Linked DNA regions of Homo sapiens: region 2 is linked to region 1. Evidence: chromatin contacts called from ENCODE Hi-C or POLR2A ChIA-PET data. All regions are on one chromosome and are shown on one strand. Each heading gives the region's core, a stretch centred on a gene start or an enhancer-like site at or near the end of the contact. The rest is flanking DNA. Distances are from core to core; before and after follow the strand shown. Region 1 overlaps CTBP2 (C-terminal binding protein 2). Region 2 overlaps CTBP2 (C-terminal binding protein 2).

Region 1 (3,967 bases), core at 933-3,432:
TGCAAATGTCAATGGGACATGGGGCAGCCTGTGGCTGAGTTAGCACCCTGGGTGTGCTTCACCAGAAGGGGCAAGAGTAGGAACCCTGATTCCTGGTCCCCCAATGCAGTTGTGTGGGATGCCAGTGGCGTTGGCGGGGAGCGCGTCCTGCAATACCAGCTAGATATGAACACGGTGCCTCCGCAGGGCTGGTGGGGTGCACCTACCCCAGGTGGCCCATGGAATGTGCCTCTTGCCCCTTTGCCAGGGCCGAGGTAGGGGAAACCAGCCTTGAGAGAATCTAGGGCCCTGACTGAGTTCAGTAAATATTAGTAATTGTCACTATTGTGGAGTTTGTTTGTTTGTTTGTTTGTTTGTTTGTTTGTTGGTTGGTTTGGTTTGGTCTGGTGCTTTTTTTGGTTTTTGGTTTTTGGTTTGTTTTTGTTTTTTTGAGACAGAGTCTTGCTCTGTCACCCAGGCTGGAGTGCAGTGGAACAATCTCGGCTCACTGCAACCTCTGCTTCCCAAGAAGCTGAGACCACAGGTGCCCACTACCATACCTGGTTAATTTTTGTATTAGTAGAGATGGGATTTCTCCATGTTGGCCAGGCTGGTCTCAAACTCCTGACCTCAGGTGATCCCCCCGCCTCAGCCTCCCAAAGTGTTGGGATTACAGGCGTGAGCCACTGCACCTGGCCTATTGTGGAGCATTTGACAAGGATGATCCCCCATCTGAAATCCCAGGAAGACTCTGGACATTTTTCCTCTGACAGACTCAGAGAGGTTCACCCCCTACCCTGAGTCCCACAGCAGGGGGTGGCCCATGCCATGATGATCCTCAGGCACGGTGCATTAGCACAGCAAGGGAAAATCAACAATGGTATACACTTGGGGAGGAGACACCAGTCCGAGCTGGAAGCCAAGGTCTGTGTCAGCAAGAGGAAACAGGACAAAGTGGCTGGGCTCTGGAGCAAGAGTCATGACGGGCTCTGGAGCAGCAGTCATCATGATGGGCTCTGAGGCTCGCTTCCCATGGGTAACACTGGGGTGATGGTGCCCACCCTACCTGCCCCCCACGGCTCTGAGAACCGCATCACACCGGAGCTGTGTGCATGGCAAGCTCAGGGTCCCCAGCTGGCTCCACGAGCACCTGCTGGTGTTTGCCTGGCTCCAGCTGCTGCCCTCAAGACCATGCTGCATCTGAGCTGCTCCGACTGCGGGGCCAAACTCCTTGCCCTGGATCATGCTGCTGCCTGGGAGAGTTCAGGGAATTAATTCTCCCAGTGAAGAGCAAATGCCATTCTTTTGTGTGATTAAATGGAATGTAAAATGTTCTTTGGTCATAAGAGGATTTAAGCTGGCTGTTGGGAACAGCTGTAACACACACAAGGGTAAAGTTTTAATAAATGGAAAAGTAAATGTAGGAAAAGGTGAGGGAGGGTGGTAGGGCCGGAACACAGCATCCCGTGCAATCCTGTACACAAGGATAGGTGGGAATTCTGCTCTGAGCTTCCTAGCAACCAAAGAAAGAGGGAAACTGATCACATAGAAGAATCACACTGCATGTAAGATGGGACCGATGAACCCGTTGCTCAGAAGCAGAGGTGAGTTTCTCCTGCCTTTATCGCCTCTCCAAAGAAGCGGCATCAGCGCTGGTTTGCAGTTTGCTTTCTGGCATTACCTCCCTGCTCCTCAGCCTGCACCTTCCTCCGCTACCCGTCGACAGCCTCCTGCGTGTCACCTTCTGATTTCACCAGGGCCTCATCCTGGTTGAAGTTGTTAAGCTCTTCTTGCACTTTGGCTGGATACAGTCAGCTGTTCTTTGGCGCTGACTTCCCCCGGGGTTCCTACCTCCTCTTCTGGCCCTGCCTCATTAAGGGATTGCATTAAGGGATTTTTCGTGGTGGAAGGAAGCTCTGCCTGCGGAACTGAATGTTGGCACCAACTGCCCAGCGCAGGCCAGTCCATTCCCCTTCCATCCACAGTGCTTAGAGCTGACCTCTGGCCTCTCAACCCAACACGTTTCCCCACTGGGGATTTGCCTATTAGATGCTTTTTATATGAAGGAATAAATATGCCTTTGTGATGGGTTCTAGTGTTTTCCTGTAAACTGGGCTCTGAGCCTGGGATGCTGTAGAAGTTACTAGATTTTAAGAAAAAGTTAGAGAAGAAAGAAGAGTGGAGGCGGCATCCAGCCAGCTGTTGTGCTGAGAATGTTCACTTCCTGGCTGTGAGCTGGGCCTGGGCGCAGCGCTCTTGGCCCTTGGCCTGCCGGACAGCAGTCCTCGCGGATCACTTTCCTCTTGGGTTTTAGGACCACTCGAAAAACGAGAGTGTGCTGCAAGCATGAGGCTTCTCCCTCTCCCATCTCAGCCTTGGCTGCCATAGCTAAGGAGGAGGGTGTTATTTTGCTTTTGTGGACATTCACCCTGGGAAATAAGGTGAGAAAATTAAGACTGGGTCTGCCAGGCTACAGGCTACTCAGGGTCCTTTTGCGGGAGGACGTGTTGTTCATTTCTCTGGAACACTGGTGGAATTGGTCCATCTGATTCCAAGGGACAAGCCAGCAGCCAGGGCGGCCATCCAGAGGGCTCCTGGTCCCGGCACTCATGGGCAGCCATCCCCTCGGGCAGTGACTCAGTGGTGGCCCCTGGAACTTGGCAGTGGCACTCGGCTCGCTGCAGGTTCATGGAACATCCAGGGCGTTTGCCCTCCTGGTTGCTGCTACTTCCTGTACCTTGGAGGAAAAGTCCCTTGGGGCACTGGGAAGGGTGGGCGGGGCCTCATGGCCTTCCTCAGCCTGATCGGGACCCACCAAAGGGTCCCAGACCCCAGTCTCACTGCACCCTGACCATCCCCTTCCCCGTCACCCCGGGTGGTGCCAGAGCCTTTTTGTGAGGTGCAGGGATCCGGGTACCCAGCGCACAGTAGGCGTTCTCAAACTTTCACACAGTGAGAAGTCAGACTGAGCCATCCATCTCTGGGTTGCCTGTGGCCTTTTTAGATTCCTGCAGAATCTCACCCAGCCCCGTGTGTGTCCACACTGGACACGCTGCCAGCCCAGCACCCAGCCTCTTGTGCGGCCGGCGAGTGAGTGTGCAGCAGCTGGCCGCTCTGCCAGATTCCTCTGGCAACAATTCGTACTTTTCTCTTCTCTATTTTCCCTTATTTTTCTCAAACATCCCCTTCTGTTGTTGTCAGGGGCACATTTTTAGAACTTGAGAGCTGTTCACCCAACACCTCCACCAGCGGTATCCACACAGCGGGCGGGCGAGGCGCCTTCTTGGAAGTGCTTCGGGGAGCACTGAGGCCAGCCCATCCCTCCTCAGCCTCGAGCCAGAGGGAGTCCTCTAGGGTTTGGGCTGCATGGGCTTCCGGGACGCCCTCCCAACTGCAAGACCGGGAGTGGACGGAGGGAGCCCTGGGAGCCCGGCTGTGGCCCCAGCGAGGCAGGGGAGGATGGCCAGGCCACACCAGGGACCGCACAGCAAAGGCTCTGTTTCAAAAACAGACGTCACGTTTCCTGCTTGTGGCCTGTGGGGTTGTCACTGATTTTTTGCATTGATATGAAAACCAGCAGTGCTTCTTTTCCATCTGGGCCATGGCTCTTCTGGGGACAGTGCAGGACTCGAAGAGAAGCTAATGGCCTTGCTTGGGTGGGGATGACTAGTTTTTTCTTTTGTGTTGGTCACTTGCTGGCAAGCGGGTTTTCCCACCTCACTGGCTGGTTGTCCAGCAGCGTGAATCCGCTGCCTGAGAAGTGAGTCTCCAAACAATCACAGCGGGACTGACCACGCAGGTTTCCCCATTACTGCGCTATGAAGCTCCCTCGGGCTCCGGTCACTCAGACCTAATGTCGAGGAACGTGGAGCACATTTTTTTCCTCTACCCAAGGAAGCAGATGTGTGGTAGCTGGTAAACATCCTCCACACCGCAGAGTATCTTCTAGGAAAACTGCCTGGTACGGGGAGCTTGGGTTGACGAACGC
Region 2 (3,796 bases), core at 4-2,503, 41 kb before region 1:
CCCACCGCGCCACCACACCTGACTAATCTTTGTATTTTTAGTAGAGTTGGGGTTTTGCCATGTTGGCCAGGCTGGTCTCAAACTCCTGACCTCAGGTGATCTGCCCGCCTCAGCCTCCCAAAGTGCTGGGATTACAGGTGTAAGCCACCGCGCCCGGCCGTGGCTTCACATTTCAACAGGGGAATAGTTGCGACACACGCCCATGCCTCGCTGTGTGAACACCGTCCTCCAGATCCTTGGCGGTTAGCTTGGAAAAGGCAAAACTCAGGGGGAGAGGAATGGATGGTTAGATCAGGTGAGAGCACCTTTATGGGACGGTGCCCAGGAGGCATCTTGTGAGGACGCAGCACTGTGTGTGCAATCGTATCACGTGAAGAACTTTTAACATCTTTCTGGAGTTTTCTGGTGCCTGTATTCTTTATAGTGGGTGACTTTGGGGAGGGCGCAGCTGCATATTCCAGGCTGGCTGGGTGCAACTGGGACCTCCACTTTGCCTACTGCACAGTGGTCAAGTTCAGGTGACAGTCCAAGAGTTTCTCCCCGTCAGGGCTCCTGTAAAACTCTGTAACAGTTCATAAAGAACAAGCAGAATACTAACTCCGAGAGGCCTCCAAGTTAGAAATGCTTTAGAGGAGAAGGCTGAAAAAGCACCTCCCGCCACCCAGCTCGTTGATGGCATGAAAGCACCAGGCCTCATTCCTGCCACGGCCCTGAGCCTGGCTTCCCGTGAGACCCTCTTGGGGGCCTGTGGACAGGAAGTGGGACGGCCAGGACCCAGACCTGTGACCTGCGTCAGAGTGTAACGAAGTCCAGGCCAGTCTGTTGCCCGAAGCACTGGGATGCTTTTTACTGAAGGAGTGTTTAAAAGGTAAGCTGGATCTCAGACAAAGCTCCTCCAAGAGGCTTCCAGAGGCTGGAGTTTTGTCAACAAATGAAACAGGCCCTATTTTAAGCCACGCTGTGTACCAGGACTTCCTGTTTTTCCAGAGAAACTTCTTGTTTTGGTTTTTGTGATGATGGATTTATTGAAACATTTGCTATTCAAGTGACCCTCTTTGTGTTCCAAGGAAAAAGTCAAGCTGGAGATTCTGTGGCCTGGAAAAGGGATACGCACTCACAGCAAAAACGTCATCCCCAAAAGACTCAGTCGGGGGGAGTCTGGGCCTCAGTGGCCGATCAGTGAATGGACAAAGAGCTAATTGCCAGTCAGGGGCCCAGACGGATTTCATAGCTCGGGGTTTGGCCTGTTGTTTAGAGGGAGGCGGGGGCTGGTCACAGGACAATTGAAAGGGGTTTTTGTTGTTCCTCTCAGGCTAAGTTAAGCCATGTGTGTGTCTCTCTTTCGAGGAGTGCTGGTCTGGCCAATCCCAGCCACGTAAATCCCACTCACTTCCTGCTGACCTTTTGACACCAACAGATGTTTTTTCTTACAAGTGTCATTAGGGCCTCTCTACTCGCTGACCTCATCAGATTGTGTTGAAGTCGTTTTCATCGGTTTTGTCTCTAACAATCCGTTTAACCCTTCCTGGGTGCCTCTCTGGGAATAAGATTGCACTGCCTTCTGGCCTTGCTGTCTCCCTCCTGCCCCCAGGACCTGGCATGGGGAACGGAGCCCAACCCAGAGGGCAGAGAGGCATGCTTCCCCGGCTGGGGGCTGCCCTGTGTACCCCGGGGACAGAGGGACCCTTGTGTCTTCCTCGGGAAGGTGTGATGGAGAAAGCAATGAGGGGCTCAACAGGTCCCTCGGAGAGAACCTTCCAGAGCTCTGCCTGTGGATACATGCTCTGATCACACAGCTCATCAAGCACTGGGGCCACAGACACGGACTGGGAGGTGGGTCCCCATGGCACTTGTGTGACCTGTCCGCATTGCTGCCCGTGATGGGGTTGGGAGCGATGGAGTTGGAGGTCCTAAGGCCACGGAAGTTTCTGTAGCCAACATCCCTCGACTAAGAGTGCAGACTGTCATCTGACCTGACTCTGTGGCCGTTCTAGAGGCAGGAGGATGGCGTTGGTCATTTAACCTTTCCATGAAGCTGAGGCACAAAGAGCAGCTGTGGGGCTGGCGGGTGACTAGAGGGAGTGAGTTTTCAGCAGATGACCCTGACTCCTGGGCCGCTGTGTTGTGATGTTATCTTACAGGCTCTGGGCCTCCTGGGCTCCTTAGAGCCAATGGCACACTCTTCTGAAGGCATCTGGGGTGGAGGGGGAGTGTGTGTATCCTGCCTGCACCTGAGGTTTCGGGGACTCACCTGAAGCCTCATCCAGAGCTGACAGACATCTGTGCTGGGCGTGTCCTCCTCCATGGCGTGCACGCCTTCACTGTGCAAACCAGCCCAGCAGAATGGAATTGCTGGCTGCTTATGCATTGTGTCAGTTACTACTCACAGCCGCTTAGAATAGTTCTCATCGCACATGGAGCATTCTAGAAGTGGTAGCTGCTTTTGTTTATTAGTTATTATTATTATTATTACTATTATTATTATTATTATTATTTTTATTTTTGAGACACAATCTCGCTGTATTGCCCAGGCTGGAGTGCAGTGGCGTGATCTCGGCACACTGTAACCTCTGCCTGTCAGGCTGAAGCAATTCTCCTGCCTTAGCCTCCTGAGTAGCTGGGACTACAGGCACGTGCCACCACACCTGGCTAGTTTTTGTATTTTTAGTACACACGGGGTTTCACCATGTTGGCCAGGCTGGTCTCGAACTCCTGGACTCATGATCTGCCCACCTCGGCCTCCCAAAGTGCTGGGATTGCAGGTGTGAGCTGCCACGCCTGGCCAGTTAGCTGCTTTTAAAGTCATGCATGCAGCTAAAAAGCGTTCCAGCCTCTTGGAGCCTCCTCCTTCCCACAGTCCCACTCCTCAGAGGGACTCCCCTGCCAACAGTTGGGTATGTGTCTACCTGCCTCTTTGATTTTTTTCTTTTCATGATTTTACATGCTAGTCTGGCTTTTTGCTTCTGCAGATGTTCTGTGTCTGCTCTGGAGAGCTCTCCCTTGGAGTGTGGTTCGGGGATTGTGGGGTGTGGCTTTGTGAGACGTAGCCGTGTTTTGCATCTGGCTGGTGTGGCTCAGTCTGACTCCACAAGCCTCTGCAGTGCTGCTTCTGGGGGAGCGGGAGATGTACATCGGGGTCCTAAGGACATAGGACTAGGAGTGACCTGGCCATGTTGAGTCTCAGGTTCTCTGAAGTTTGGATTTGGTGACCTCTACAATCTCAGAAGGCTCCAGAAATGCCGTGATCCTAGGAAATCATCCAGGGCCACCCAAGCATCTGGGCACATGAGGGCATGGCACCTGCGTGGTTTTTGCAGCCTTCCCATTTCTGCCCCTTGTGTTGCAGTTGAGGCCAGCTCCTGCCTCGGCTCATGGTGTTCCCTGTCTCAGAAGCGGCTGTGTTTGTGCCCTGAACCTCTGTGCAGACTGCCTTCAATATTTACCTACATGCTCTTTTTCTCTGAGAGCTCAGACTTAATCGTAGCTGCAGTTCAAGGACCACTTTTAAGAAAAAGCAAGAAGGTCTGTTTACCCAGTGAATTACCATTCAGAGGGGGGTCTAGGAGGCTGCATTCTTAATGTGGGGCCCAGGCTCTGATAGATCTTTTTAATGTTCCCCAGATTTATGGGTGTGCGTGAGTCAGAGTGGAGACCCCAGGGTGCCTGAGTTAACTCTGTGCATGTTGAGCGTAGCCCTGGAATTTATTTTAAGCATCTGGGGTAAGTGAACATAACAGCAGACTTTCCGTTCCTTCAGCTTGTACGCATTGCTGTTGTGAGGAGAATAGCGTTTACC

What was found. A loop is a pair of places that touch in the nucleus more often than their neighbours do. ChIA-PET counts read pairs that join two places held with the same protein, here RNA polymerase II (POLR2A). Pooled maps may share reads with other maps.
Region 2: a map of heart right ventricle shows a loop between it and region 1 (2.2-fold over the local background). The contact joins two enhancer-like sites. A Hi-C loop is called at or near these places in 25 of 168 maps with a recorded cell type or tissue (Caco-2, HepG2, Right ventricle myocardium inferior and 15 more) and 26 of 50 pooled maps. POLR2A ChIA-PET finds 5 or more read pairs at or near these places in 3 of 52 experiments (A673, Panc1 and SK-N-SH).

The regions. Positions count from the first base shown.
Region 1 is chr10:125,014,953-125,018,919 of GRCh38, reverse strand. All of the region lies in intron 3 of CTBP2 (C-terminal binding protein 2), which reads left to right. Among named protein-coding and RNA genes, the nearest start is that of MIR4296, 16 kb to the left of the region's middle. Within about 2 kb of position 2,182, at least 17 of the 41 ENCODE cell types and tissues checked have a DNase peak (open chromatin) inside an H3K27ac peak, as active enhancers do; they include ascending aorta, dorsolateral prefrontal cortex, gastrocnemius medialis and 4 more, where a contact is called at or near this core.
Region 2 is chr10:125,054,873-125,058,668 of GRCh38, reverse strand. The region is part of intron 2 of CTBP2 (C-terminal binding protein 2); the gene reads left to right. Among named protein-coding and RNA genes, the nearest start is that of MIR4296, 24 kb to the right of the region's middle. RefSeq lists enhancers at 1-146, 147-895. Within about 2 kb of position 1,253, at least 25 of the 41 ENCODE cell types and tissues checked have a DNase peak (open chromatin) inside an H3K27ac peak, as active enhancers do; they include ascending aorta, dorsolateral prefrontal cortex, gastrocnemius medialis and 4 more, where a contact is called at or near this core.